Regions from separate parts of the Homo sapiens genome. Here regions 1 and 3 are each linked to region 2. Evidence: chromatin loops called from intact Hi-C (ENCODE). Cell type or tissue: Caco-2. All regions are shown on one strand. Links, peaks and the distances in the headings refer to the core of each region. The heading gives the core; the rest is flanking DNA. Region 1 overlaps WDFY1 (WD repeat and FYVE domain containing 1). Region 2 holds the start of LOC124907988 (a long non-coding RNA gene). Region 3 has its middle 92 kb from the start of AP1S3.

Region 1 (10,769 bases), core at 869-8,868, 77 kb before region 2:
AGCTTGGGTGACAAGAGTGAGACTCTGTCTCAAAAATTAAAAAAATAAAATAAAATTTTTCTAACATGAAAAACAGTGTAAAGCTTATAGTAATGTCTCAAGTGTTAGTTTGATTGAATCAGTCAACAAATCTGTTAGGGAAAAAGAAGCATGGAACGTAATCTAAAAATAGGCCACTGTCTGGGTGTGGTGGCTCACGCCTGTAATCCCAGCACTTTGCGGGGCCGAGGTGGGTGAATCACTTAAGGTCAGGAGTTTGACACCAGCCTGGCCAATGTGGTGAGACACCCCATCTCTACTAAAAATACAAAAATTAGCTGGGTGAGGTGTTGTGCGCCTGTAGTCCCAGCTACTCGGTAGGCTAAGGCAGGAGAATTGCTTGAACTTGGGAAGCGGAGGTTGCAGTGAGCTGAGATTGTGCCACTTTACTCCAGCCTGGGTGACAGAGTGAGATTCTCTTTCTCAAAAAAAAAAAAAAAAAAAAAAAGAAAAGAAAAAGGCTGCTATTCCTTATTAGAAACTGTGCTTCTTTGTGATTCCTTTAATTTGTGTTTTAAGACTTCTAGGCCATGGATAGGGTTCGAGACTTTTTTTTTTTTTTTTTTTTGAGGCAGGGTCTCACTCTGTCTCCCAGGCTGGTGTGCAGTGGCACAATCAGAGCTCACTGTAGCCTCCACCTCCTGGGCTCAAACGATCCTTCCACCTCAGCCTCCTGAGTTTGAGACCACAGACATGTACCACCACTCCTTGCTAATTTTTGATTTTTTTTTGTAGAGATGGGGGGGGGTCTCACTATGTTGCCCAGGCTGGTCTTGAACTCGTGGGCTCAAGTGATCCTCCAGCCTCAGTCTGCCAAGTAGCTGGGATAACAGACGTGTGCCACCATGCCCAGCTAATTTATTTTTATTTTTTGTAGAGACAGGGTATTGGTATGTTGCCAGGCTGGTCTCAAGCCCCTAGGCTCAAGTGATCCTCCCACCTCAGCCTCCCAGAGTACTGGGATTACAGGTCTGAGCCACTGTGCCTGGCCAGACTTTGTAATGTAAGAAAGTGTTGCCTAGATCCTCCATGGACTCCAGCCTGTCTAGATTATTCCTGCTCTTCAGTGATTAGAGTGGTTTCTAGGCTTCTTGATGGCACAAGGATCACAAAAAATTATTTTTATGCTAACAGTGAAAAGATTACAGCAAGAATGGTTTGGAGTAAAAAAAAAAAAAAAAAATCTGCAGGTTTTCAGCCAATCTGGCTTCTGGAAGGGTGATATTTGTTTAAAGGGGGTGCAAATGCTGGGGCCACCCAGTGGCTTCTTCCCTGGATAAAATCTGCCTGTGGTGACATCAGCAGTCTAATTCTTGGTCACAGACCCTTGAAGCTGTCCTGTGGGAGGGGATGGAAATTTCTGTTTTTCTCAGCCAATCTAATTCTCCTCTACAAAATGAGGCTGGTTTCTCTGCCTTTTAATTTAGAGAATAAATTCAATAACAATCTAACATTTTCTCTCCCTGTTACCAAAGGAGAAAGACTTCTTTTTGCAGCAAGAATGAACAGGGCAGAATTCCAGAGACTCGTTGGAAGGAAATTGCTATTTATTCGATAAAAACAGATGGCAATGATAGCTATGTTGTTCGTTCCCCCTTTCAGGCAAACGTCTTAATGTTATAGAAACCATCTAGCATGCCAGAAGTACACTTTTTTTTTTTCCTGTATCCCCTGGAGGTACTGTCAGACTAGGAAAAAATATCCTTTGCTATAGGTGACAGAAATGTTCACAGATTTACCAAGATTTGAAATAGTATCAGCATCCCTAAGAATGACCAGAAAATCAGATTTTCTCAGAATTACTGTTTGCCCAGAGTTTAAAAGAAATCAGGACCTTGGACTTAATTTGTAACATATAGTATGCCCTTTTAAAATGATTAATTGAATGATCTCTTTTTATCAGTTTAGAATTTAAGGATGGTTAAATTGCTTTAATTTAGCTGTTTTTGGAGTGATTAGGGTGTGTTTTTGAGAAAGTTTAAAAAAGATATTCAGTTTCAGAGATATTGCTGTTTCAGGCCAGGTAGAACTTGGTGTGATTTTGTAGAAATAATTATGTGCTAGTTGAGTCTGCTTATTAAAGTCTGGACATCAATTTCAAGGTAATCGACCCGGCGCCATGGCTCATGCCTGTAATCCCAGCACTTTGGGAGGCCGAGGTGGGCGAATCACAATGTCAGGAGATCGAGACCATCCTGGCTAACACGGTGAAACCCTGTCTCTACTAAAAATACAAAAAATTAGCCAGGCGTGGTGGCAGGCACCTGTAGTCCCAGCTGCTCGGGAGGCTGAGGCAGGAGAATGGCGTGAACCCAGGAGGTGGAGCTTGCAGTGAGCCGAGATTGCACCACTGCACTCCAGCCTGGGTGACAGAGCGAGACTTCGTCTCAAAAAAAAAAAAAAAAAAAAAAAGGTACTCATACTGGTAATACATACTAGAAAATATGTATTGAACCCAAATGTATACCCTTATGGAATTACAGGTTTAAAAATATTTCCAGTGCCCTTTCTGGTATGGGGAAAAAAAAAAAATTAGACCAATTAGGCCAGGTGCAGTGGCTCACGCCTGTAATCCCAGCACTTTGGGAGGCCGAGGTAGGTGGACCACTTGAGGCCAGGAGTTCAAGACCAGCCTGGCCAACATGGCGAAACCCTGTCTGTACTAAAAATACAAAAATTAGCTGGGTGTGGTAGTGCATGCCTGTAGTCCCAGCTACTTGGGAAGCTGAGGCAAGAGAATTGCTTGAACCCGGGAGGCAGAGGCTGCAGTGAGCTGAGATCACGCCACTGCCTCCAACCTGTGCAACAGAGCAAGACTCTGTCTCAAAAAAAAAAAAAAAAAAGAAAGAAAAATATTAATGACTCCTGCAAGATGCCTCCTGGTTTGTGAGCCAGTGCTTTTCAGAGGAAAAAATTGTACCTTGAATCTATCTTTGCTCCTACTGTATTGTGGCTTAAATAGATGAGGCTTTCAAGACTTAGTGATTCCCTTAAGTGTATTTTAACCTTATTTTTAATTGGCTCTTTGATAGAGTTTAACAGTAGAAATAAAAAGGAATCCTTCTACTTATTATGATCATCAGGCATATCTTTCAGCAGATCAAAGATTAATCTCCCTGGAATAAACACTTTATTCTTAATCATAACTGTGGTTATAACTCCACTTTTCATATATCTACTATAGGAAGGTAAAGCATACAGAAGTTTTATCCTTGGTAGACAGGATAACAAACATTACTATATGATATTTAAGAGTAATAACTTTATTTTGTACTTCAGTGACTGCTTCCATTTTTAAGGATTCAAATTAGCACTTTTGCAAAATGGGAATCCTGTATTTCAATTAAGAGTTGAAATGGAGTTATTCGTACTATCTACTTTAAAATCCTTGGCATTCAATAAATGCCAAATGCTTTTTATTTTTAATTTTAACCTCAGATTCCTATGGTTCTTAAAGGTATATTATTTATTTGGAACAGAAAGCATGGTGTCAGTTAGCTCGTGCTACATAACAAACTACCTCAAAACTCAGTGGCTTAAAACAGCAGGGATTTGTCATTGTTCATGAGCCTACAGGTCACCTAGGCAGTGCTTCTGGCCTCAGCCAGGCTCACTCATGCTTGTGGCCAGCCGTGGGCCAGCTCTGCTGAGCTTAGCTGGACTCTTTCTCATGCCTGGGAGTGAGCTTGCTACAGGCGGGCCGAGGATGGCTTCAGCTAGGACAGTTGAGCTCTCTCCCATGTCGTCATTTGTCCTCTGGTAGGCTGGCCCCTGTGGTTCATGTGACGTGGCAGTCTTCCAAGACACAGAGTGAGAGCAAACCAGGCCTCAGGACCCAGTACTAGCACCCCATTCAGCCACATTTTTTTAAACATAGCGTCACTAGCCAACCCATATTCAAGGCTCAGAGAAATAGGCAAGGCACGGCAGTTCATGCCTGGGAGGCCAAGGAGGGCGGATCACGTGAGGTCAGGAATTCGAGACCAGTATGGTCAACATGGTGAAACCCCGTCTCTACTAAAAATACACAAACTTAGCCTGGCGTGGTGGCGCATGCCTGTAATCCCAGCTACTCAGGAGGCTGAGGCAAGAGAATCGCCTGAACCCGGTAGGCGGAGGTTGCAGTGAGCCGAGATCAAGCCATTGCACTCCAGCCTGGGTGACAGAACCGGACTCCGTCTCAAAACAAAAACAAGGCTCAGAGAAATATATTCCATCTCTTGATGGAAAGAGCTGCAAAATGGCTGATTGTAAGGAGCGTGGATGCAGGGAGGAGTAAAGAATTGAGCACATTGTTTTTTAAATTGTTTCACCACAGGCACTTACATACAATATCGCACGCTGTAGCTAGATTGGGCTAAATCTAGAGCTGGAGGTAGTGAGAGACTTTGTTGGAATCACCACTCGTATTTAGCACAGAGGTCAGTATTTCTTTGAACCAAGTGAGCTTTGAAGTTAGACCTGAACTTTTCCATACTCTGATTTATTTGGGGGGAAAAAGTAATTTACTGCTTCTTGTTTCCTTATTGTTTAGGAATTACTGCTTTGGAGGATAAAGTGTGGATTTCTAAAAAGCCTTTAAAAAAGTTTTACTTACTTACCACATAAGGCTGCTTTGCTTTGAATTGTTTACTTTGATAATGTTTTAAAGATGAACTTTCACCATCTTGATAAGAGAGAAAGTTGGTCAAACAACTAAATGAAGTCAGTCTGATGCAGTGCTGCTGTTGGTTTGTGTGATTTTCAGATCGTATCTCTCCTTGCTTCTGCTTCCTTAAGTGTAAAATGAAGGCAGAAGCGCCTGTCATCCCTGCCATCAGGATGTGGCACCTCGTTCTCAACAGACCACAAGCTTTTCATGAATCTTTATTTTTTTAAATTTTTTTTAGAGAAGGTGGTAGAGGGAAGTTCAGGGAGGTGCAGGGAGGTGGGAAATCACAGAGTTGCTTTTCACGAATCTTGATGTGTGTCTAGAATGCAGGAACATTCTTGTGTGTGCCACAACAGTTCAGTGTTGTGAGCTTGCAGGAAGTTAAGCAGGAGGCTGGGCACGGTGGCTCATGCCTGTAATCCCAGCACTTTGGGAGATCGAGGTGGGCAGATCACCTGAGGTCAGGAGTTCAAGACCAGCCTGACCAACATGGTGAAACCCCATCTCTACTAAAAATACAAAAATTAGCTGGGCATGGTGGTGGGTGCCTGTAATCCCAGCTACTAGCGGGGCTGAGGCAGGAGAATCGCTTGAACCCGGGAGGCGGAGGTTGCAGTGAGAAGAGATCTCACCATCACACTCCAGCCTGGGCATAAAGAGCAAAACTCTGTCTCAAAAAAAAAAAAAAACAAAAAACAGAAAGAAAAAAAAAAAGAAGTTAGACAGGGACACATGCTGATGGAGAGGCACAGTTTATTGCCTTATAACTTTCAGGCCCAAGAGCTAGGTGCCTTTTGGGAGCATCTTCTCCTTCACTGTCCTTCTGCATCTGATGTCTTGGCCAGCTCTGCTGGCTCTGCCTTCTGCTCACTGCTCCTTTGGGAACGATGCTATCAAGGCCCCTGGCTACCCAGGCACCTCTAGTCTGGTGTCCAGGTCCATGTCTCCTTTTTGGTCCTGGGGCTCTCTCACCCCCCCTGCAATAACATCTGCAGACACGTTGAATCCACTAATAGACTCACTGGGGGCAGATGGTGCTCCAGAATCCCAAGCCTGACCCAAGGCACAAGTTCATTTGAAGGCCAGCATAGGCCAGGGTGAGTGTACTCAGCGATGGACAACTGAAGCCTCTGGCATCTGCCTTATGGAAAAAAGGAAAGTTGTGCCACTATATTTGAAATTGCTTCGGATTCCAATGACTTCTGTTTTTGCTTTTGGTGGGGACAGCAATTTAAAGGATAGACTCTTAGGGAGTGGAACATTTTAACATGTAGAATTTTAGGTAGCCACTCTTGAAAACCACATAAAATAAGTCCCTAAGTGCCTCAAGGCTCATTGCGCAAAATGTTTAATTGTGGCTCACTGGGGAGGTCGGTCAGCAGGTATCCTGCTGTTCTGCCAGAACTCAGCCTCCGTATCTTTTCTCTGGGGTTCTCACAAGGAGCCCAGGACATTGTCTGCCTTGGAGGTGGGTTCTCTTCTCCTCCCCTTCTCCTGTCCTTTATCAGCCTCCCTACCTGCCCTGCCCAGCCTGATGTAGTGTGGTTGCATAATTTAGTTATATGATTTGATACAAGCATACCTTGTTTTATTGTGCTTCTCAGATACTGCATTTTGTACACATTGAAGGTTTATGGCAACCATGCACCAGGCAAGTCTATCTGTGCCATTTTTCCAATACATTGTGCTCACTTTGTGTCTCTGTGTCACATTTTGGTAATTCTTGCAATATTCCAAACTTTATTATTATATCTGTTGTGGTGGTCTGTGTTCAGTGATCTTTGATATTACTATTGTAATTGTTTTGGGGAGCCACAAACTGTGCCCACATAAGATGGCAAACTTAAATGATAGTGTGTGTGATCTGAATACTCCATCAACGGGCTGTTACCCTATGTCTGTCTGTCTCTCTCTCTCTCCCTCCCTCTTTCCCTGCCTCCCTCCTTTCCCCCTTTCCCCCCAGGCCTCCTTATTCCCTGAGACACAACAATATTGAAATTAGGCCAGTGAATAACCCTACAATAGCCTCTGAGTGTTCAAGTGAAAGGAAGAGTCACATATCTCTAACTTTAAATCAAACGTTAGAAATGATTAAGCTTAGTGAGGAAGGCACATCAAAAGCTGAGACAGGCCGAAAGCTAGGCCTTTTGCACCAAACAGCCAAGTTATGGATGCAAATGAAAAGTTCTTGAAGGAAATTAAAAGTGCTAATCTAGTGAAAACATGAATAAGAAAGCAAAACAGCCTTATTGATGATACGGAGAAAGGTTTAGTGATCTGAATAGAAGATCAGACCAGCCACAACATTCTCTTAAGCCAAAGCCTCATCCAGAGCAAGGCCTTAATCCTCTTCGATTTTATGAAGCCTGAGAGGGGTGAGGAAGCTACAGAAGAAAAGTTTGAAGCTAGCAGAATTGGCACATTAGGTTTAAGGAAAGAAGCAGTCTACATAACATAAAAGTGCAAAGTGAAGCATCAAGTGCTAATGTAGAAGCTGCAGCAAGTTATCCAGAAGATCTAGTGAAGATAATTGGCAAAAGCAATTACATTAAACAATAGATTTTCAATGCAGACCAAACAATTCTTTTGGAAGAAGATGCCATCTAGGACTTTCATAGCTAGTAGAGAAGTCAGTGCCTGGCTTCAAAGCTCCAAAAGATAGGTTGACTTTCTTCTGTGGCTAATGCAGCTGGTAACTTTAAGTTGAAGTCATTGCTCATTAACCATTCCAAAAATCCTAAGACCATTAAGAATTATGTTAAGTCTACTTTGCCATGTGCTCTATAAATGGAACAACAAAGCCTGGATGACAACATGTGTGTTGACAGCATGGTTTACTGAATATTTTAGGCCCATTGTTGAGACCTACTGCTCAGAAAAAAAGATTCCTTTCAAAATATTATTGCTTGTTGGCCGGAAACGGTGGCTGACACCTGTAATACCAGCACTTTGGGAGGCCGAAGCAGACAGATCACTTGAGGTCAGGAGTTCGACACCAGCCTGGCCAACATGGCAAAATCCCGGCTCTACTAAAAATACAAAAATTAGCCAGGCACAGTTTTGCACATCTGTAAGTCCAGCTGCTCAGGAGGCTGAAGCATGAGAATCGCTTGAGCCTAGGAGGCAGAGGTTTCAGTGAGCTGAGATTGTGCCACTGCACTCCAGCCTGGGTGATGGAGTGAGACTCTGTTTCAAAAATACACATACACACACACACACACACACACGCACATATTTGTATATATATGAAATACACACACATATATATGTAAATGTATGTATATTTGCTTATTGAAAATGCACCTAGTCACCCAAGAACTCTGAGGATGGAGACATACCATGAGATTAATGTTGTTTTTCATGCCTGCTAATACAACACTCATTCTGTAGCTCATGGATCAAGGAGTAATTTCAACTTTCAAGTTTTGTGATTTAAAAAATACACTTTTGCTGGGCATACTGGCTCATGCTTGTAGTCTCAGCACTTTGGGAGGCTGAGGTGGCAGGATCACTTGAGTGACCAGCCTGGGCAGTAGAATGAGACTTTATAAAAGCCTTAAAAAAGTTAGCCAGGTGTCGTGGTGTGTGCCTGTAGTCCCAGTTACTGGGGAACCTGAGGTGGGAGGATCCCTGGAGCCTGGGAAGCATAGGTTGCAGTGAGCCTTGATTGTGCTACTGCACTCCAGCCTGAGTAACCGAGGGAGACCCTGTCTCAAAAGAAAATTTTTTTATAAGGCTATAACTGCCGTAGATAGTGCCTCTGATAGATCTGGGCAAAGTAAGTTGAAAACCTTCTGGAAAGGATTCACCATTCTAGATGTCATTGAGAACATTCATGATTCTTGAGAGAAGGTTAAACTGTCAGTATTAATAGGAATTTGGAAGAAGTTGATTCCAGCCCTCATGGATAACTTTGAGGGGTTCAAGCCTTCAGTAACTGCAGATGTGGAAATAGCAAGAGAATTAGAATTAGAAGTGGAACATATAGATGTGACTGAATTGTTGTAATCTCATGATAAAAGCTGAATGTTTAAAGAGTTTCATATGGATGAGCAAAGAAAGTGGTTTCTTGAGATGGAATCAACATCTAATGAAGATGCGGTGAACATTGTTGAAATGGCAGCAAAAGATTTAGAATATTCCATAAACTTAGGTGATGGAGGAGCAGCAGGCATTAAGAAGATTGACTCCACTTTTGAAAGAAGTTCTATTATGGGTAAAATGCTATTAAATTGCATTGCATGCTACAGAGAAGTCTTTTGGGAAAGGAAGAGTCAATCGATGCAACAAACTTCTTGGTTGTCTTATTTTAAGAAGTTGCCACAGCCACGCCAACCTTCATCAACAACCATCCTGATGGATCAGCAGCATCAACATTGAGGCAGGACCCTCCACCAGCAAAATGATTACCCCTCGCTGAAGGTTCAGATGATCGTTAACTTTTTTTTAGCAATAAAGTATTTTAAAACTAAGGTATGTACATTGATTTTTAGATGTAATGCTACTGCACACTTAACAGACTATAGTGTAACTACAGCTTGCATATGGGAAACCAAAAATTTGTGTGACTCACTTTGTTGCGACATTTGCTTTATTGTGATAAACCTGCAATATCTCTGAGGGTTATAATAATCTCTGTGTTATGCTTTTTTTTTTTTTTTTTAGGAACAAAAAAGCTGACCATTTCATAAACATTTTATTGGGGCTCCAGGACTTCATAACTATTTGTAATGATTATATAAGCTATTGAATTACTCTATCATTAACCCATTTCATTCTTTAACATATTTTCCCCATTTTTACTCCTTGGATAAAGCTTATATGAAGTTTTTTAAATTTGTAGTTCCTTTTTTATTCTATTAAATGATTTCTATAGAACCAATTTCCAAGCCTGGAATTCCTTAATCAAAGTTTATCATTAGTGTTGTTGTCATTATTATTGGGCAGGTGTATTTGTTTCTCTCTATATTGGAGCAAAATTCTTGCCAAATAGTTCTAATTTACAATTCTGACAAAGAAGTATGAGAGCCCTAGAAGTGGCATTTTGTTATTGTTTTGAGTTGTTCCTTTGCTTTCCCTGCACAGCAGTACATTTTAAAAACATTTTAATCTGAAACATTTAGCATAAAAAAGAATCAATTTTGGAATTTTATTTACTTGGAAAATAAATGAATCATCTACAGTGCTGAACAATGATAAACAAATAAAGTCATGGGGCCAGGTGCGGTGGCTCACACCTGTAATCCCAGCACTTTGGGAGGCCGAGGCGGGCAGATCACTTGAGGCCAGGAGTCCAAGACCAGCCTGGCCAACATGGTGAAACCCTGTCTGTACTAAAAATACAAAAATTAGCCAGGCATGGTGACACATGCCTGTAATCTCAGCTGCTGGGGAGGCTGAGGCATGAGAATCGCTTGAACCCAGGAGGCAGAGGTTACAGTGAGCTGAACTTGTGCCATACCGCTCCAGCCTGGGTGATGGAGTGAGACTCTGTTTAATAAATAAATAAAGTGATGGTAGTGGCGTGCATACCCTGTAAGTTATATATGTATAACATAGTCATATATGGAGATACCTTTTCTCATCTGTTCCTGGAAGATATTGCAGCTATATGCAAGTCCTTGCTTCTCTAAAAGTGCAGAGGAGATAGATGGTAGAAGCCCTCCACAGGAATGGTAGCATGGAGAAGTTTGGAAAAGATTTATTAGGCTCTGAAAGCAATGACACATTTCCTTTCTAAGGATCTTTTGGAAAAATATCAGACTATTGTTTTAAAACAACTTAAAAATAGAGCTTGGAAAAGAATGAACACGTTTCTAAGGTTGTGGTTTTAAGGAAAGATTTCTTTTCCCCAGATTGATGTGGTCCTGGAATATAAAAGAAAATCCAGCCATTAGAAAAATGGGCAGAATAAGCAGCAGGAAAAACATAAGATGAGTTTATGTGGGTGTAAAATTGTCAAAATATTAAAGGAAAACATAAGCTGTTTTATCTTAGTGGAGAGAGTGGTTTAGACATTCAATCTAGACAGAAAATATTGTGATTTATACAAAAAATAATACCATCTGATCTTGACACT
Region 2 (10,769 bases), core at 840-8,839:
GACCATCCTGGCCAACATGGTGAAATCCCATCTCAACTAAAATACAAAAAATTAGCCGGGCATGGTGGTGCACGCCTGTAGTCCCAGCTACTCAGGAGGCTGAGGCAGGGGAATCGCTTGAACCCAGGAGGTGGAGATTGCAGTGAGCCGAGACCACGCCACTGCACTCCAGCCTGGCAACAGAGTGAGACTCCGTCTCAAAAACAAAACAAAACAAAACAAAAAACAGACAAGGTCTCACTCTGTTGCCCAGGCTGGAGCACAGTGGCTTTATCTTGGCTCACTGCAGCCTCAACCTCCCGGGCTCAAGTGATCCTCTCACCTCAGCCTCCCGAGTAGCTGGGACTGCAGGCATGCGCCACCATGCCGAGCTAATTTTTTTTAACTTTTATTTTTAGTAGAGATGGGGTTTTGTCATGTTGTGCAGGCTGGTCTTGAACTCTTGAGCTCAAGCAATCCACCCACTTCAGCTGTCCAAAGTGCTGGGATTACAGGCATGAGCCACTGTGCCTGGCTAGAACAGTGAACTTTTATCAAGCATTTACTAGGTACCAGGCATCATGCTAAACACTTTTCAGGTAATTATTGTGGTTAATTCTCACAAGAAAACTATGAGTTGGGTACTAATATTATTTCCACTTACTGATGAGGAAACTGAAGCACGGAGAGGTGCTGTAATTAGTCCAAGCTTGCTGTGGTTTTAGCGCGTTGCTTCAGTGACTCTCTGCACACCAAGCCTGGGGCCACTTCTCTGGATGAAGTTTCCATGGCTTCCCTGAGGCCTCAGCAGGACTTGGCCCATGGTTGTTTGAGTTCTGTCTTTGAATCCGTGGAACCTTGGCCCACATCCAGGGTGGCAACTCCATACCTCAGGCTGGATGAAGAGAACGTGGTGTGCAGGACAGGGGGCACTCTTCAGAATTTTGCCCACAAACATCCAAGGTTTGGGTAGAATAAATGTAGCTAAATGAGTGGAGAATGAAGGACAGGCATAAAGGAAAACTCTAAGTCCAGATACAAACTGGAGGCTGCAAGAATAAGGGCAGTGGAAAGACCATGGGCTTGAGAGCCAAGATAACCCAAATTTGAATGCCAGTGCTTTGCTAGTGAGATGATCTTAACAAGTTACTTACTCATTCTGAGTCTGTTTTCCTTTCTGATAAAAGAGGGATAATAACCTACACAGAGGACCTGGAACTATCTCAGTGCTTTCTAAAATATGTTAGGAAAGAGGAAACAAGTGTCAAGGACAAGAATGTGTTTTAAGAAAAAAGATAAAAGGAGGATGAGTTTGCAGAGAAAACCTCCGTGCTGAAAGAATTCCTGGCAATTGATTGCTTCACCCACGCCTAACAACTCTAGGTCAAAGGGGCAGAATGTTTGACTTAAAGGTAAGATGACCAGCCAGGACCTATTACCAATTTAACACTGTTTTTAGACCCACATCAGAAAAAGCCAACATGTAACTACATTCTTAAGGTGGCATAATATCATAAGGACAGAAATTAGAAAGTAAAGTACTTGATTGCCTAATTTTTTTTTTTACTATTATTTTTTAAACAGAGATGGGGTCTTGCCAGGTCTTGGCCAGGCTGGTCTTGAACTCCCGGACTCAAGCAACTCTCCTGACTTGGCCTCCCAAAGTGTTGGAATTACAGGCATGAGCCACTGCAGTAGCCCTGATTGTTTTAAATAGAAGAAGGTAAAGTATTTTCTCACATAAATTTCTGAATGTGGGAGGCAGCCTACTGACATTGCTTCACGTAACAATCTCCACTTTACAGATCCACCAAATACCAGTATGCTTTTATATTCCTTACCCTGCAGAATCCTATGCATGTGACCGCACAGAGCCTGCTTCTGTGTGCGATGACTGTTCTGCTTGTTTGTTGAGTTTCATGTGAAATTCGAGTGGGGCTCACACTGCTGGTGATATTCCAAGGCATCTCACTCAGCTCTCATCATTGCTTTTATTTATTTATTTATTTGAGACAGAGTCTTTCTCTCTCGCCCTGGTTGGACTGCAATGGTGCAATCTCAGCTCATTGCAACCTCTACCTCCTAGATTCAAATGATACTCGAGCCTCAGCCTCCTGAGTGCTGGGATTACAGGTGCCCACCACCACACCCGGCTAATTTCTTTGTATTTTTAGTAGAGACAGGGTTTCACCATGTTGGCCAGGCTGGTCTCAAACTCCTGGCCTCAAGTGATCCACCCACCTCAGCCTCTCAAAGTGTTGGGATTACAGGCATGAGCCACCATGCCCGGCCCACCATTGCTTTTAAACATGCTCATAAGACTGCACCATCTTCACCTGCTTTGGCAAAAGGTATTTTGAGCAGTGTGTATGCAAGGCAGCTTTTTCATGCTGAATTTTATAATTTTAATTAACAATAGTTAACATTTACCACTAGTGTTACCAGAAAGGGGTCCCTATCCAGACCCCAAGAGCAGATTCTTGAACCTTGCGTGGGAAAGAATTCAGGGCAAGTCCATAGAGTAAAAGTGAAAGCAAGTTAATTCGAGAAGTAGAGAAACAAAAGAATGACTGCTTCATAGACAGAGCAGCAGTATGGGCTGCTTAACTGAGTATACTTATAGTTATTTCTTGATTATGTGCTAAACAAGGGGTGGATTATTCATGAGTTTTCTGGGGAAAGGGCAGAGATTTCCCAGAACTGAGGGAACAGACTATATAGGGTAACTTCTATATAGGGTTTTTTAGAGTATATAGCCTATAGTTTTTTAGACTATATATAGGATAACTTCTATATAGGGTAACTTTACAAATGCCATGGTACTTGTAAACTGTCATAGCACTGGTGGGAGTTTTTTAGCATGTTAATGTAATTGGGATGTAATGAGCAGTAAGGATGACAAGAGGTCACTTTCATCACCATCTTGGTTTGGGTTGGTGTTGGCCAGCTTCCTTACTGCATCCTGTTTAATCAGCAGGGTCTTTGTGACCTGTATCACATGCCAACCTCCTATCTTATCCTGAGACTAAGAATGTCTAACCTTCTGGGAATGCAGCCCAGGAGGTCTCAGCCTTATTTTCCCAGCCCCTATTCAAGATGGAGTCACTTGGGTTCAAACATCTCTGATGGATGGGCATGGTGGCTCACGCCTGTAATCCCAGCATTTTGGGAGGCCAAGGCAGGCGGATCACCTGAGGTCAGGAGTTCGAGACCAGACTGGCCAACATGGCGAAACCCCGTCTCTACTAAAAATAAAAAAATTAGCAGAGCATGGTGCCATGTGCCTGTAATCCCAGCTATTCAAGAGGCTTAGGCAGGAGAACCAGTTGAACTCAGGAGGCAGAGGTTGCAGTGAGCCCAGATTATGCCACTGCACTCCAGCCTGGGCAACAGAGTGAGACTCTGTCTTAAAAAACAAACAAACAAAAAACAACAAAAAAACACCTCTGATACTAGTAGTAATAATAGCTATACTTACTGAGTACTGACTAATCCTACCAGCATCTTTAGGAGACATAGGAATTATTATCTTCATTTTACAGATTAGGAAACTGAGGCACAATGAAGTGAAGTATCTTGCCCAAAGTCACTTGACTGGTAGGAGAAGAAGCTGGACCAGTGCTCAAGGCTTCTGGCTGCAGATGCTTCTCTCCTTCTGTAAGACAATCCAGGACTCAGCACAGGACTATGAATCCACAATACCCTGGGTAGGGCTTAGCTCTCAAACGTTTCCCTTTCCAACTCACTTGAGGGCTAGGTAACTGATTGTTCTCCATCCTTCCCAACCCTCCAAGCCCCCAACTATTCTATGGATTTTGAATCACTGTCCTTGAGGTTTGTTCGGTCCCTTGCCCAATATATATATTTACCTAGTGACTTCACTTATGCTGAACCTACACATGGTCATAGGATTACACAGGGAGTTCACCTAAAAGCTACAAAACCAAAGATTACTCATCAGGAGCACCAGGGCTAACTAACGATTCTCTGGCTGATGTTGACATTTAACACCAACTATGGAGTTCAGTATGTTGGATAGGGGGTTGGCAATGTGTGATACCATTAAGCTTCAGACCAAACAAAGACCTTTCATATATGAAGCTCTGTTCTACACAGCTCTAAACATGGCCCCAAACATCACTTTGTTGTATTGAGCAATTGCCTATACCTTCTCCTGGAGTTCTAGGCCACTGGATATGTCAGATAGCCGTAAGCACCTTTTTTCTTTTTCTTTTCTTTCTTTTCTTTTTCTTTTTTTTTTTTTTGAGATGGAGTCTCACTCTGTCACCCAGGCTAGAGTGCAGTGGCACGATCTCAGCTCACTGCAACTTCCACCTCCTGAGTTCAAGCAATTCTCATGCCCCAGCCTCCTGAGTAGCTGGAACTAGAGGCGCATGCCAACACTCCTGGCTAATTTTTGTATTTTTTGGTAGAGACAGGGTTTCACCATGTTGGGCTGGGCAGGCTGGTCTCAAACTCCTGACCTCAAGTGATCCACCTGCCTTGGCCTCCCAAAGTGCTGGGATTACAGGCGTGAGCCACTGGGCTTGGCCTGAGCACTTTTTATAGTGTAGCAATTATTTGAGCATTCAGATTTCTAAAGTAGGATGCATGTGGATGGTGAGTAAATGGTAGCAGAACTCAGATAAGAGTGGGATGCAGCAGTCAGGAATGACACCCATTCTTTTAAACCAAGACCCTGAGTGGGGAAGGCAAGTCAACCAACACTGACTGTAGGATCAACTCAAAAGCTGGTCTTTACATGGGAACACATTCTGGTTACTCTAATGGCTTTAAGTCTTAGCAACCATTACTCCGACATATACTGCGTTTTTGACTGTGACTATAACTGCCAGCCCATATCTAAGGTGCATTTGCATACCATACCTTTTCCTTTTTGATGTAGCCGTGATAACCATCAGCATGCTTTGCTCAAGTACTTCATATTCAGTAGGACTTACCAGATAAGAAACTCAGGAGCTGCTCCTCTCTGAGCCAATGAGAAACTCAGTTGCTGCTCCTCCCAGGGGCACTTATCTTTAGTTGAGTTAGCCTTTAATCAGATTGCCATTATAACTGGGCTCTGTTCTGAAAGAAAGACCTGATAAATCTTGTTTGATGATGCCAAGTAAGTCATGTCTATTTGCAGATTTCAAAGATTATTGCTAAGAATTCAGGCTGGGTGCAGTGGCTCATGCCTGTAATCCCAGCACTTTGGGAGTCCAAGATGGGCAAATTACTCTAGCCCAGGAATTGAGACCAGCCTGGACAACATGGTGAAACGCATCTCTACAAAAAAAAAAAAAAAAAAAAAAAGAGGAGCCAGGTGTGGTGTTGGGTGCCTGTTACCAGCTACTCAGGAGGCTGAGGTCAGAGGATTACCTGAGCCCAGGAGGTCGAGGCCGCAGTGAACCAAGATTGCATCACTGCACCCCAGCCCAGATGACAGAGTAAGACACTGTCTCAAAAAAGAAAATAAAATAATTTAATAGCAATTAGGGCAGGCTTTGCATAATCACATAGACAAAAATGTACTCTTTTGCTGGGCATGGGGGCTCACACCTGTAATCTCAGTTTTGGGAGGCCGAGGTGGGCGGATCACCTGAGGTCAGGAGTTTGAGACCAGCCTGAGCAACATGGTAAAACCCCATCTCTACTAAAAATACAAAAAACTAGCAGGATGTGGTGAATCATGTGGTGTGGTCCCTGCTACTTAGGAGGCTGAGGCATGAGAATCACTTGAACATGAGAGGCAGAGGCTGCAGTGAGCTGAGACTGCACCACTGTACTCCAGCCTGGGCAACAAAGCCAGACTCCATTCCACCCCCCTGCCCCCCTAAAAAAGTCCTCTTTTCCTTTGAATATACACTCTTTTTTTTTTGTAAAGACAATCTAGCATTTTATATTACTCTGTTCTCATGCTGCTAATAAACACATACCCAAGACTGGGTATTTTATAAAGGAAAGAAGTTTAATTGACTCACAGTTCCACATGGCTGGGGAGGCCTCACATTTGTGGTGGAAGGCAAAGGAGGAGCAAAGTCATGTCTTGCATGGCAGCAGGCAAGACAGAATGAGAGCCAAGTGAAAGGGGGAGCCCCTTATAAAAACAACAGATCTTGAGAGATTTATTCACTACCATGTGAACACTATGGGGGAACCTCCCCCATGATTCAATTATCTCCCACTGGGTCCCTCCCACAACACATAGGAATTATGGGAGCCACAATTCAAGGTGAGATTTGGGTGGGGACACAGCCAAACCATATCATTCCACCTCAGCCGCTGCCAAAGCTCATGCCTTCACATTTCAAAACCAATCATGCCTTCCTAATAGTCCCCCAAAGTCTTAACTCATTTCAGCATTAACTCAAAAGTCCATAGTCCAAAGTCTCATCTGAGATAAGGGAAGTTCCTTCCACCTATGAGCCTGTAAAATCAAAAGCAAGTTAGTTACTTCCTAGATATAATGGGGGTACAGGAATTGGATAAATACACCCATTCCAAACAGGAGAAATTGGTCAAAATGAAGAGGCTAAAGGCCCCATGCAAATCCAAAATGCAGCAGGGCAGTCAAATCTTAAAGCTCCAAAATGATCTCCTTTGACTCCATGTCTCACATCCAGGTCACGCTGATGCAAGAGGTGGGTTCCCATGGTCTTGGGCAGCTCCACCCCTGTGGCTTTGTAGGATACAGCCTCCCTCCCAGCTGCTTTCACAGGCTGGCATAGAGTGTCTGTGGCTTTTCCAGGCACACAGTGCACGCTGTGAGTGGATCTTTCATTCTGGGGTCTGGAGGCTGGTGGCCCTCTTCTAACAGCTCCACTAGACAGTGCCCCAGTGGGGACTTTTTGTCGGGGCTTCTACCCCACATTTTCCTTCCTCACTGCTCTAGCAGAGGTTCTCCATGAGGGCCCCACCCCTGCAGCAAGCTTTTGCCTGGACATCCAGACATTTCCATACATCCTCTGAAATCTAGGCAGAGGTTCCCAAACCTCAGTTCTTGACTTCTGTGCACCCACAGGCTCAACACCATGTGGAAGCTGCCAAGGCTTGGGGCTTGCACCCTCTGAAGCCATGGCCTGAGCTGTATCTTGGCCCCTTTTAGCCATGGCTGAAGTGGCTGGGACACAGGGCACCAAGACCCTAGGCTGCACATAGCAGGGGGGCCCTGGACATGGCCAGGAAACCATTTTTTCCTTCTAGGCCTGAGGGCCTATGATGGGAGGGGCTGCCTCAAATGTCTCTGACATGCCCTGGAGACATTTTCCCTATTATCTTGCCAATTAACATTTAGCTCCTCATTACTTATGCAAATTTCTGCAGCTGGCTTGAATTTCTCCTTGGAAAATTGGATTTTCTTTTCTATCACATGGCATCATCAGGCTGCAAATTTTCCAAACTTTTATGCTCTGTTTCCCTTTTAAAACTGAATGTTCTTAATAGCACCTAAGTCATCACTTGAATGCTTTGCTGCTTAGCAATTTTTTTCTGTCAGATGCCCTAAATCATCTTCCTCAAGTTCAAAGTTCCACGAACCTAGGGCAGGGGCAAAATGCCACCAGTCTCTTTGCTAAAACGTAGCAAGAGTCACCTTTACTCCAGTTTCCAACAAGTTCCTCATCTCCATCTGAGAGCACCTCAGCCTGGACTTCATTGTCCGTATCACTATCAGCATTTTTGTCAAGGCCACATTTTCCTGTCTTCTTCTGAGCCCTCCAAACTCTTCCAACCTCTGCCTGTTACCCAGTTCCAAAGTCGCTTCCGCATTTTCGGGTATCTTTATAGCAGCGCCCCACTCTATCAGTACCAATTTACTGTATTAGTCTGTTCTCACATTGCTAATAAAGACATACCTGAGACTGCATAATTTATAAGGAAAGAGGTTTAATTGACTCACAATTCCACGTGGCTGGTGAGGCCTCACAATCATGGTGGAAGGCAAAGGAGGAGCAAAGTCAAGTCTTGCATGGCAGCAGGCAAGGGAGAATGAGAGCCAAGTGAAAGGGGAAACCTCGTATAAAAACATCAGATCTCACGGACTTAACTCATTACAAGGAGAACAGTATGGGGAAACCAACCCCACGTTTCAATTATCTCCCACTGGGTCCTTTCTGTGACACATGGGAATTATGGGAGTTACAATTCAGGATGAGATTTAGGTGGCGACACAGGCAAACCATATAAAATTTATAGTGTGATAACATTTGAATAGTATTAATTAGTAGATATAGGTGATATGGTTTGGCTGTGTCCCCACCCAAATCTCATCTTGATTGTAATTCCCACGATTCCCACATGTTGTGGGAGAAACCTAATGGGAGGTGATTGAATTATGGGGGTGGGTCTTTCCTGCGGTGTTCTCATGATAGTGAATGAGTCTCACAAGATCTGATGGCTTTAAAAGGGGCGTTTCCCTGCACAAGCTCTCTTCTCTTGTCTGCCGCCATGTGAAACATGGCTTTCGCCTTCCACCTTGATTGTGAGGCCTTCCTGGCCACATGGAACTCTAAGTCCATTAAACCTCTTTCTTTTGTAAATTGCCCAGTCTCGGGTATGTCTTTATCAGCAACGTGAAAATGGACTAATATGATAGGTCATCTGGATTAAGATGCCATTAAACCCCTAGTGCAGAAGATGAAAGTGACTCTAGGTATATTTGCCTCATTCTTTAATAATTTTACATTCTCACAGTTTCACATTGTGCTGTGTCTACACAAATCCTAAGGATGTCATGAACAAACAATAAGGCAGACCAACCCTTGGTGATATGTATGTAGCTATGTTTTGTTTCATTTTAATGAATTTGTGGTCTTTAGAGATAATGGACAAAAGTAATTTATGGATGGACCTGGGGCCTGGAAGTCCAAGCCTTTTCCTGAAGAGGGAGGGGCCTACTCAAGGCATCCACTGTGGAGGACATCCCTGGTGACTGTAAACCTGTGGCATCTGGCTTGCTGGCTTTTGCCCTTTCCTTAGGGATCTGTCTGGCACCCACCATGGCTCTGGCTCTGGACTCATACCCCTCTTTTCATAAACCCTAACTGCATGGAAAGCATGTTGTAAACATGCTCATGTAGAAATGGAAACAACTCGAGAATTTGTATACTGGCCTTCCCTGGTGATTAATTTCAATTGGCAATAAAAGCCACAACCTAAAGGAACTGAATGTTTGAGGAATTCAAAGAGTCATTTCTATGGGGGCATGTGTGTGTGTACATGCACACATGTCTATGAATTAAGTTATACACAGACTTTGAATTTCACGGCCAGATGACCAGATTCTTCTCAAATCTGAAAAAAAAATACATTTAAAGTCTCACCCAATTGGGCACGCAGCTCTTTGAACAGTTTCTTCCAGCATTATGTCCCTATGCCCTGCAGCCTAATACCTTCTCAAGTTGATCTCCCCCCAGGCACAGCCTTGTTCCAGCCACACATTAACCCCTTGCCCTGTACTCTGCCCCCATCATCCTCATCCTGACTGAGAACTAAGCTCTGATTTTTTTAATCTTGCCCAAATTCCTATCTAAGGGGTCTGGAGGGTCATGCCCTATAAACCATAAATTCTCATCAGATGGGTTTTATTTAGCTCTATATATCATGAGTTACTTTGCAACCTGACTCTGGCATAACATTACAAGACAAGGAAGAAAATAAAAATATTTTACCCCAAAACATGTTTCTTTGCCATATCTTGAAATGGCCCTGCAAAGCTGTCCTTTGTGGGGGAAAATTTGCATCTGCGGAGAATCTCCATTAACATAGCTGGATCTTTTTCTTCCAGGTACCCCCGTGCCATCCCCCGCAATAGTAAAGATATTAACTAAAAGTCTAGCACCTTTTAAAGATCTGAATAGGAAACATGTGTCATCGGTTGTCTCTAAGGGCAGCCACTTCAAAAAGAACCTTGTTCTCCACAATCTTTTATCTTAACCTGAGCATTTCCTTTCTATCCATCCCAGGTCTTTAGACAAACTCAACCAATTGTCAACCAGAAAATGTTGGAAGTTCCCTCCTACCCCGCCCGCCTTTGAGTTGTCCGGCCTTTCTGGACCTAACCAATGTATTTCTTAAATATATTTGATTGATGTCTCATGGCTCTTTAAATGTATAAAAGCAAGTTGTGCCCCAACCCCGGCCACCTTGGGCACATGTTCTCAGGACCTCCTGAGGACTGTGTCCACAGGCCATGGTCACTTATATTTGGCTCAGAATAAATCTTTTAAAATATTTTACAGAGTTTGACTCTTTTCATCAACACGACTCAAAACCCTGTGACAAATCTTCCTTGTCTAAATTATTTGGCATAAGTTGTCTTCAAAGTATTGGTCTTAACCTACACTAGCAGCTTTAAAACACCCACTTTCCTAACTTTCTCCATGTTCCAGCTAAACTACGGGGTAAGTGTGAAGACGAGAGCTATCCAAAGACTGAACTTGGGTATGACAACATGTAGAGGTTTGGGAGATGAGGGGGATTCAACAATAACAAAGGGACATGGCCAATGAAGGAGAAGGAGAGCCCAGAGAGGGGTGCTGTAGAGGCCAAGAAAGCAGTTTTTCTTCCTGGAGAGGGACAGGAGCAGTGTGGTCTAATGCTGCTGATGTGTGAAATGAGATGAAGGCTGAGTGTTGCCCATTGGATCAGACAGTACAAGCTCATGGTGATCTCATTGGTAATCTTATAAAAGTAGCTTGGTGGAGTGTGAGGGCAGAAGCCTAATGAGAATGGATTGAAAGAATGTGGAATGAGATCATACCACACCCAGCAGGAACTTATTCTTAACT
Region 3 (10,769 bases), core at 1,382-9,381, 110 kb after region 2:
GAGACTCCATCTCAAAATAAAATAAAATAAAAAATAAATAAATAAAAACAAGTTTGCATTGTCGAGTTTTGGAGGAGGGACTTCTCATATGTTTCAGAAGGAAAGGAGAGAACAGAGGAAGAATACATTTTTTGCTGGTCTTGAATTTGCAGCCTCTCTTGAAGGTTGGTTCATTCATGGTGGAATTATGGCCAGTGGAATGTGGGTTGAAGTAACCCATGCCCACTGCAGGTCTGGCTCACAAAACTCTCCCATATGAGACCTCCATTCTTTGTTTACAGCTAAACAAAAAGACTCCAGGACCCAGAGAAGGCAGAGCCATGAGATGGGAGGAATCTGTAAAAAGGCTGTCAGGAAAGCCAACCAACTAGGACAGCCAAACTGGACTAATATATGCAACAGAAGTCAACCTCTATTGTGTTACGCCACTGCACTGGGGTTGTTACAGCATTGAGCATGCCCCAATGCACAAAAAAACTGTGCGCTACCATCAGGAGGATCAGGATATATGAAATCAAGTTTATTTACAGAAAGTGCACAAATAAAGCACCCTTTAGAGATAACACAAGCGACTATCTGGAAAAGGGTGGATAATAAGCATGATTGGGAAAGCAGGCTTCTAAGAAATAGATACCAAAATGTAGAAGTAGAAAGATTGTGATGTTGCCATTCACACATCATGTCAGTTTTGTAGAGGCACAAATTGGGTCCCACGGGTTATCCTGCACCTGCGTACAAATTTTGTTTGACTGTCACTGTATAAAAAAATTGAATCAATCATGTTATTTCACATACAGTCTTTTGTTTTTCTTGGAAAATTTTAAGAGCTGGCAATATTGACCCTGCACTTCTATATGGCAAGAATCAGCTGGAGCTAGAGGGTTGCACTGCTGTTTCCCACAGCCCCCACCTCTGCACCTGCCCACTTCTCTGGGCATTTTCTTTTCTTTCTTTTTTTTTGAGACAGGAGTCTCACTCTGTTACCCAGGCTGGAGTGCAGTGGTGTCATCTTGGCTCACTGCAACCTCTGCCTCCCGGGTTCAAATGTTTCTTGTGCCTCAGCCTCCCAAGTAGCTGGGATTACAGGTACGTGTCACCACTCCTGGCTAATTTTTGTATTTTTAGTAGAGATGGGGTTTCACCATGTTGGCCAGGCTGGTCTTGAACTCCTGACCTCAGGTGATCAGTCTTTCTCAGCCTCACAAAGTGCTGGGATTACAGGCATGAGCTACCATGCCTGGCCCCCTGGGCATTTTCATTTGACCCCTATGCTAGATTTTTACCCTGCTTCTGTGGTTGCAGGTGCAGCCCCTTAGTTTGCCTTTTGAGACCCTCCATGATCTGAGTGCTTCTGTACTTTTAAATCACATACCCACCCTCCTTCACAGTTCCTTCAGGTTGATGTATGATTCTCTTCTTGTTGGCTGTTGCTTGTTCTGTTCATTCCTTTTACCTAAATGTTGTTTGCTCCATTTCCCTATATCCAGATTCTTTAACACCCAACTCACGTACTACTGTCTTCCTGAATCCTCTCTCATTCCATTCTTTCTCCCTTCTCTGAAATCCCTTTGCATTAAATCTATGCCTCACAAGGTACTTAATTTATCACTTTTAATGTTATATTGCAGATATTTAAATATAAATTACCTGGACATAAAAAGTCCAGGATGAGTGGGAGGGCTGTGTGTGTGTGTGTGTATGTGTGTGTTAGAGAGAAATAAATAACTTTTCTGAGTCTCCTAATGGTCTATTGATATCTTACATACATTGACACAATTTCTCATAGCTACTAGATTAGAGTCTAAAACCTCTCCTTTAAAAAGATGTATTTTTCTTTTTTATTTTTTTTGAGACAGGATCTCACTCTGTCATCAAGGCAGGGGTGCGGTGGTGTGATCTTGGCTCACTGCAACCTCTGCCTCCCAGGCTCAAGTGATTCTCCCACCTTTGCCTCTGGAGCTGGGACTACAAGCACATGCCACCATGCCCAGCCAATTTTTGTATTTTTTGTAAAGAGGGGTTTGTTTGTTTTTTTCTGGCTGGGTGCAGTGGTTCAAACCTGTAATCCCAGCACTTTGGGAGGCCGAGGTGGGTGGATCACCTGAAGCCAGGAGTTCGAGAGCAGCCTGGCCAACATGGTGCATGGTCTTTACTAAAAATACAAAAAATTAGCCAGGCATGGTGGCAGGTACCTGTAATCCTAGCTACTTGGGAGGCTGAGGCAGGAGAATCGCTTGAACCCAGGAGATGGAGGTTGGAGTGAGCAGAGATCGCACCATTGCACTCCAGCCTGGGCAACAAGAGCGAAACTCCATCTCAAAAAAAAAAAAAAAAAAAACAGAAAGTTTTTTTTCCATGTTGCCAAGACTGGTCTCGAACTCCTGAACTCAAGTGATCCTCCCACCTCAGCCTCCCAAAGTGCTGGGATTACAGGCATGAGCCACTGTGCCCGGCCAAAAGGTACATTTCTTTTAATACTGCCAAACTAGAAGATTTTTGAAGAATCACAAGAAGTTCTTGAATCTAGTAAGTTGTATGATCATTTCTAGAGTATATCATCAAATAGTTTATTTTTAATCAAGAGAGTTTTTACTGTCTCTTATGTTGTCTTGAATCCAGAAGTAACATTAAAATATTGTACTTCTGAAGCATGATAGGATTCCAACATTTCAGGTGACAGGTGACACTCTACTGTCCAGGACCTTTTCTGTTCTGTCTACTACTGGGTCCCTACCACCCATAGCAGTGCCTGGCACACAGTAAGATATCAGTAACTGCTGAAAGTTGAGGAACATGGTGATTACTTGGTTGCTGCTGTTCTTGTGATAGAATGATCAAAATTAAAACTGAGCACTTAGCAGTGGCACCATGAGGATGTGTTTTCTTTCTTGGGAAATAAAAATAAGAAGTTTGGAAGCAGAAGTTAAACTGCCACATTTCCAAGCCAGCCTTCATTCAATACCATTCACGTGCATGACACACCAAGCTTTTATGTTGAAGCTATTCATCTGGGTGGGGAGCCCATTGCCAAGACTTGCCGGCATAATGAAAAAGAACCTGATGGCTTGTTGATGTGATTGTACAAGGAGGAACAGGCTTTTCAAAACTATGATTCAAGTCTACCCAAATATGTGCACTTTTTGTATTTTTAAATGTGTCATGTGGATTATGATTTTAGTGCAAGATTATGATAGGGGATCACTTATTAAGATTAGAAAACTTTTTGATTATTATTATTTCCAAGTCATGAAGTAGAAAGCAGTGGCATGCTGATTTCGCTCTGTCTCTTCAGTCTTCCTTTTGCCCTTTGCTACAAAAATGTGTTGACTTTCTCTTTAGATACCATGTGAGATCTGTGTAAATGCAAGTGATGTGAAGATAAAGCCTAGGAAGGTGTATCTGTAAACAAAAATGGAAAAATACCCTTAAAGAAGCTTAACTGTAGCTGAAAGTGATAGTTACCAGGAGAATGATTGACTACCAAGTATATTGTATACTAGACCTAGGTAATACATTATTCATAAGGGACAGGAAAAGTAGTTTCCCTCCTTTCCTCCCTCCCTTCCTTTTCCTTTTCCTTCCTTCCTTCCTTCCTTCCTTCCTTCCTCCCTCCCTCCCTTCCTTCCTTCCTTCCTTCCTCCCTTCCTTCCTTCCTTCCTCATTTAGAACAGATGAGCAAGTGAGGAAGAACAGATAATAGTAAAAGAATGATATTTCATGTTGATAAATGTAAAGATTCCCTATATGTTTGATTCACACACTTTGTGCTCTTGTTTATATATGGAAATGTAGTGAAACAAGAATTTAGAGTGAACAATGCAAAAAAGGGCTGAGAGCCAAGTTAAGGCCCTTTATACAGTATTGACTTCTCTCAATTGTTCTTTTTTTTTTTTTTCCTTTTGAGATGGAGTCTTGCTCTGTTGCTCAGACTGGAGTGTGGAGTACAGTGGCGTGATCTCAGCTCACTGCACCCTCTGCCTCCCGGGTTCAAGTGATTCTCCTGCCTCAGCCTCCTGAGTAGCTGAGACTATAGGCATTGACAACGACACCCAGCTAATTTTTGTATTTTTAGTAGAGACGAGGTTTCACCCTGTGGGCCAGGCTGGTTTTGAACTCCTGACCTCAAGTGATCTGCCTGCCTCGGCCTCTCAAAGTGCTAGGATTACAGGCATGAGCCACTGCACTCAGCCATCAATTGTTCTTAATAATTGCCTTTTAGTGACAAAGGCAAATTATAGGCTGTAGAAAATTAGGCTTAGTGATAAAGGGTCCATGTTATAACCAAGTGTTTCCTTTGGAAGTGTATACTATGGGAGTGGCTCCTTCACTTGCTCCCAATAAAAATCACACTGCAAAAACTAACACTTAGAAAAATAAAACTCCACAGAAAATTGCTTGGGAAATCACACTAAACAGAAAATTGATTGTATATTTAGTAAAAATTGCAAATATTAATATTTAGAAAAATAAAACTGAACAGAAAATTGATTGGGAAATCATAGTGGCATCTCTCTCTCTCTCTCTTACTCTTTCTTTCTCTCTCCTCCTTGTCCTTAGAGAAAGCAGAATATTCAAATCAGGACTGCTGCCTGTGGGCAGTCTGCCCTATACCAGGGCTTCCCAATCCATTTGCTATGCTATGTGGTGTGACATGAATGCAGTGCAGGTGACCTGAAGGTATTGATCCTTTGTCCCCAGAGGAGCCTTTTTTCTTTTCCAAAGGAAATGTACCAAAAATAGGATTATTTTCTATGAGTACCATGACATAAAAAGGTTGGGATGCTGTGCCATAAACTACTTTCTAACAACTAGCCTTACAAACTTGACCCTATGCAGAAGATTTAGAAAAGTAATCGGATTAATATGACAGTCCAAATGCACTGAGCTGTCGTGCATGTCCTGAGCCCTCCACCTGGAATATCCTACCTTTTTGTCTCCTGCCTTGGGAATGCCCCACTCACTGCTGACCTGGTAACTTTTGGTCACCATCCAGGGCTCAGCTCAGTGCCAGCTCCTGTGAAACTATCCCCATGACTCCCTTCCCCAGCATTAATGGATTTTATTGGGTACCACAGGAGCAGAGAACACCGTGGCTCCTATATATGTGAACCTACATGGACAACAGGCCATTTCTCCCTCAAAAGTGAGCTTCTGCAAGGCAGAGGCTGTGAGCTTATGTTGCTATTCAGATGGATTACTTAATGTTTATTACATCAATGCTTTTGTCACACTTTCAAATTCACAAGGAAGGAAGTGCATTCAAACCATAGCCATGGGTTTCCTACCCACCACATCCCCACATCCCCCTGGATACATTTAACTGTAGAGTCAGGGTCCTGCTGTTTCTTTTGGTCCTTGATTTATTCATTTATTTATTTTTTTGAGATGGAGTCTTGCTCTGTAGCCCAGGCTGGAGTGCAGTGGTGCCATCTTGGCTCACTGCAACCTCCGCCGCCTGGGTTCAAGCAATTCTCCTGCCTTAGCTTCCCAAGTAGCTGGGATTACAGGCATGCACCACCACACTCAGCTAATTTTTTATATTTTTGGTAGAGACAGGGTTTCACCATGTTGACCAGGCTGGTCTTGAACTCCTGACCTCAAGTGATCTGCCCGCCTTGGCCTCCCAAAGTGCAGGGATTACAGATGTGATTAACCATGCCCAGCCTTCCTTGATATTGTTGATAGAGCCATTTGAGGAGATTTGTTTTTCTTTGCTGACAACCTGTACCGGAAACGGTTAACTCTGCATGTCTAGGTTGCTCAAGCTCTGCACATTTAAAAACTTGCCTCCAGAACTGGCTGGCTCTTGAGACATAACGTCTGAGCCCCTGGAATGTTTTGCCTGATAAGAGTGTTCTGCATACCCCAGCCTTGGGCCATGCTGTGTCAGTGTGACCAGATAGGTTGATCCTAGCTTTGTGATTTATGCCAAACACTGTCTTTGCTCTGGGTGAGGGGGCTGGAGTCTGGGTAGCTGAGGTCAGTCACATGGGTGCTGCATGCCTAGGTAACTGGTGTCTAGGTAAAACCAAAAGACACCGATGTTTGGTGAGCTTCCCTGGTTGGCAAAACTTTGCATATGTTGCCACATGTTGTTGCTGGGAGAATTAAATGCATCCTCCTGTGACACCACTGAAGGGAAGCTAGAAGCTTATGCCTGGCTTCTCCTGGACGTCCCCCCATGTGCCTTTTCCCTTTTCCTCATTCTAATTTATATGCTTTCACTGCAATAAACTGTAACTGTGACTATAATGGCTTCAGAATCCTGTAAGTCCTTCTAGGGAATCATCGAGCCTGAGGGTGGTATTGGGGACCCCCGACACAACCCAATTCAGATGCTATTGTTCAGTAGTTTGGTATGTGAAAACAATTATGGAGGCCAGGCACGGTGTCTCACGCCTGTTATCCCAGCACTTTGGGAGGCCGAGGTGGGCAGATCACCTGAGGTCAGGAGTTGGAGACCAGCCTCCAACTCCTGAGACCAGGAGTTGGAGGTCAGGAGTTGGAGATCACCTGGCCAACATGGTGAATCCCCGTCTCTACTAAAAATACAAAAAATTAACCAGGCATGGTGGTGCATACCTGTAATCCCAGCTACTCGGGAGGCTGAGGCAGGAGAATCGGTTGAACCGGGGAGGAGGAGGTTGCAGTGAGCAGAGATCACACCATTGTACTCCAGCCTGAACAACAAGAGTGAAACTCCATCTTAATCAAAAAAAAAAAAAAAAGAAAACAGTTTGGGTACCAGGAAGGGGACAGTTGGAGGGAAAGTCTGGGAAGGTGTTTTGGGGGCAGAGTGCAGTGGGGTCTGTGAGAAGGTCAGGCCTTCTCAATTTCCTGGGATTATGTGGTGAGAGCCAGAGTTGACATGGCTGAGTAAAAGCTCTCAGCCAATATTTGAAATTAGTACATTTCAGGCTTTGTTTCTTCTCATTCAAAACGTATCTCCATATTCCCAGGGGAAGGGGACAGTAAGCAAAGGGTTAGTATGTATGACTGGCAATTTTGCCGATTTGAAGGTTCTAACTGCCCAGGGCAGCTTGCCCATCAGCCTTGCTAGGACTGCCCTGCTGGAAGCAGGGACCATAGACTTGCATGGGACTGGTGAGAGGCAGGCAGGCTTGCCCAGCCTTGTTGGCTGCTTAGCCTTTCAAGGCCGTGGGAATTGCTTTACAGAGGCCATTTAACAACATTTCAAAATTAGCACCTAGAATCCCTTAGTTAATTGATAAGGTGGGTTTTGGACCTGAAGTGTTGGGGTTCATGACCTGACTCTGTCCCCTGCCAGCCGTGTGGCTTCTGGCAGGTAATTTCTCCCTGCCTCGGTTTCCTCATCTGTGCTCAGGACAGGGTCTGGCACCTGGTAAGTGCTCAACAAATGTTAGCTGCTGTTCTTGGTTTCTCTTCTGGATCTCTCTGATAAGCAGCAAAAGCGCTATCCTAACCCTATTGTAGGGAAGAGGTTTTATGTTGCCTAAAATAGCTTCATTGAAGAAAAAGGCCCAGAACTGGGGCACCATTTTGTAAGCTGGTTATAGAAATTGCACTTCAAGGCCAGCCACAGTGGCTCATGCCTGTAATCCCAGCACTTTGAGAGGCCATGGCAGACTGATCACTTGAGGCCAGGAGCTTGAGACCAGCCTGGTCAACGTGGCTCTACTAAAAATACAAATTTAGCTGGGGTGGGGGATAGAGGGGAATGGAGAGCATGGGGAGGATGGGGGGTATAGGGGGGTTGGTGCATGTCTGTAATCCCAGTTGCTCAGGAGGCTGAGGCATGAGAATCGCTTGAAACCAGGAGGCAGAAGTTGCAGTGAGCTGAGATCTCACCACTGCACTCCAGCCTGGGAGACAGAGCGAGACTGTCTCACAAAAAATAATAATAATAAAAAAAAGACATTGCACTTCAATACCATTTATTACATAGTATATTCAAAGGAGAGGGTTTCTTTCTGTAAATAAGTTGGGGTGTGTTTCCCTGGTGGTCTTCCTCCCCCACTTCCCCGTAGGCTCTATCTTGACTCCCTTCCGCTGCTTTCAGCTGGGAAGGACAAATTCTTGCTTCACCAAACAAAGCAAGTATAAGGCTAATATCATCCCTGATGCCAAATGGACAAATCTGACAAAATAGGAACTAAATCATAGACAAATTCTTAGGTTTAAGATAATCTCTTCTTTTGACATATTCAGAATAACCCCAAAATAAGGCTCATTTTTGTCCAGGTTCAGAAGGCCACAGACCAACTGTGATCCCTGAAACAGAGTAGTCCAAGTGTGCTGAGAGTCTGATGTGACCTGGCTACCTTATAAGATATAGCTAGCCGGTCCCTCCACAAGACAGCAAACAAGGCATAATATGGTATTTTATTTCTCTGGGGCCATGGACTCCATTTTCAAACTCTTAAAAGATTAAGCAATATTGGAATGTTTAAAGAAATGAATAAAAATCCCTAGCAAAATTTCTTTGTCTTTAACAAAAATTCAAATGGTATTCAGAAAAAATGAAAAGTAAACATAATATCCAATATTGGATGACACAGGTAAACAGCATACATTGCGGAAGAAGAATTTGTGTGTGTAAAAAACATTATAATGATCATGCCTGTTTCCCCAGGAATTATGAGACTCTAACTCAGGGATCTGCAAATTATGGTCCTTGGACCAAATCCAACCTGTGGACTATTTTTGTATGGCCAGCCAGGAAGGTAAGAATGGTCTTTACATTTTCAAAAGGTTATTAAAAGAGGAAAGAGAGGAGGAGGAAGGGGAGGAGGGAGGGAGAGGTATAAGAGAAACTCCTGTGTGTTCAATGCAGATGTTGAATAAACTGTACATTTGAAACTTGTTGATATTCTGCCTTAAATGGAAAGAACTTCGCTTAAAGGAAGAGGCCCTTATAGCTCCTGATACCTGTGCTCTTGCTTTTAGGACACTTATAGCAGGGAGGTGACACCAGGGTCATACCGTCTAGCCCAGGATACTATTTTCTCCCCTCTTGAGGAAGCTTCTCCATTTCCTGGAAGCCTGCAGCACCCCTTCTTCCACATTCTGCAGAGCATGGTATGGATACGAGGCATTCTTATGCTCTTTAATTGATTTATATGTCTTTCTGAAATCAAGTACTATAACGTATTGATACGGTGGGAGGGGGGTCAGGGAAGTGCTGGGTAGAAAAGGGCAGGGTTACTGGCGAGGGCTCCACCCTCAGGCCTGTGCCCACGGACCTAAGTGAGAACAGGCACTCCTGTTTTTTTGTGCCCAAATGTTTCATTTTCCAAGACCACTCTGGCCTGCCACACCCCATTCCTGTGCCCATATAAACCTGCAACCTTAGCGGGCACACATACAAGTGGTTGAACATCCAGAGAAGCAGAGGAACACACCAGCAGACACCAGCAGACCAGCAATGTTGGAACACGTGGCAGAGAAACAGAGAAGGGGAGTTGGCCAGGGGCAGTCAGAGGAAAGTCCAGCTGCTGGGTGGCCTGACTCCAGGGGAAGACCACCTTCCCACTCCATCCCCACTTCCCACTCCCCACCCATCTCACTGACAGCCACATCCACCACTGAATAAAACCTAGCACTCATCCTTCAAGCCCATGTGTGATCCAATTTTTCCAGTATACTGGGCAAGAACTTGGGATACAGAAAGCTGTCACACTGGCCGTCTGCCCTCTTGATAAGGCAGAGTGTCTAATTGAGCTGATTAACACAGGCTGTCTGCAGACAGCAAAGCTGAAAGAGCACACTGTGACACACACCCACTTGGGCTTTGGAAGTTGCAGGCACCCACTCCTAGACGCTGCTGTGGCGCTGGAGCCCGAAGGTGCCCCCATGGGCTCTGTACCTGCCCATCTGCACACTCCCTCTAAGGGTTTGAGCAGCAGGGTGGCTGAAGGAGTGAGCCACACCCCTGTCAAACGTCCTCTGAGGGTGGTAAGAGAACTCTCCCATTTCAGCATGTTCCATAGATCTCATTGCGTGTGACTTTTGTGGTTATTTCTGTAGAAGTCTGGCTTCAGAGTCTTGGGCAGGAATATAATCAGGGATATATTATGTTGCATTGAAAAACATCAGACATAGCTTTCATTGTTTGCCCCACTGCTTGTTGTTTTAGTGTTTCCAATGCAGAAGAACTTGAGAGGAATTTCCAAACCCAGGCCCAATGCCTAGCGATTTCTTTGGGATGAAGCACAGTACAGCTAAGATAAAAATCAGATCTATCCCCTCTGTTGCTGTAAACCCCACAGTGGTCTCTGTTGCCCATGGGATAATGTCCACTCTTCTTGTTGTGGAACCAGATATATATATATCTGGTATAAATAAAACCAGATATATACACACACACATATATATATATGGTATAAATTAAATTAAATTAAAAAAATATATATTTTAACTTAATTTAAAGTTCCAGGATACCTGTGCAAGACATGCAAGTTGGTTACATAGGTAAACGTGTGCCATGGTGTTTTGCTGCACCTGTCAACCCATCACCTAGGTATTAAGCCCCACATGCATTAGCTATTTATCCTGATGCTCTCCCTCCCCACCCCCGCTCAGCGGCCCCAGTGGGTGTTGTTCTCCTCCCTGTGTCCATGTGTTCTCATTAAGAACTAGGTCTTTTCATGCTTTCTCCTTCCTTTCTGATCCCAGTACCCCACATCCAGCTGTGTCCCTAACATAGGATGTGTTTTCTTCTTTCTGCATTTTTGTATGTTTGAGCTTGTACATCACCTCCTCAGAGAGCTGTTCCTTGATCACCCCAG

Evidence for each region. A loop is a pair of places that touch in the nucleus more often than their neighbours do. Peaks named below come from ENCODE experiments on the same cell type or tissue, not always from the same donor. Only the 100,000 strongest peaks of a DNase experiment are listed, where the experiment ranks them.
Region 1: it touches region 2 in a loop (5-fold over the local background); 5 of 110 quality-filtered maps call a loop at or near these places.
Region 3: a loop joins it to region 2, with 5 times the contacts of the local background. A loop is called at or near these places in 2 of 110 quality-filtered maps.

What each region holds. Positions count from the first base shown.
Region 1 is chr2:223,923,800-223,934,568 of GRCh38, reverse strand. All of the region lies in intron 1 of WDFY1 (WD repeat and FYVE domain containing 1), which reads left to right. Among named protein-coding and RNA genes, the nearest start is that of WDFY1, 16 kb to the left of the region's middle. In Caco-2, for the core only: no CTCF peak of the experiment used is centred there; DNase peaks (open chromatin) are centred at 3,898 and 4,783; H3K4me3 peaks cover 1,116 bases.
Region 2 is chr2:223,846,711-223,857,479 of GRCh38, reverse strand. It overlaps LOC124907988 (a long non-coding RNA gene), which reads left to right and starts at 453. Exons shown (of 2, transcript XR_007088099.1): 1 at 453-1,702; 2 at 9,945-10,212. In Caco-2, for the core only: no CTCF peak of the experiment used is centred there; DNase peaks (open chromatin) are centred at 1,339, 1,869 and 4,979.
Region 3 is chr2:223,739,836-223,750,604 of GRCh38, reverse strand. No RefSeq gene overlaps it. Among named protein-coding and RNA genes, the nearest start is that of AP1S3, 92 kb to the left of the region's middle. In Caco-2, for the core only: no CTCF peak of the experiment used is centred there; a DNase peak (open chromatin) is centred at 5,864.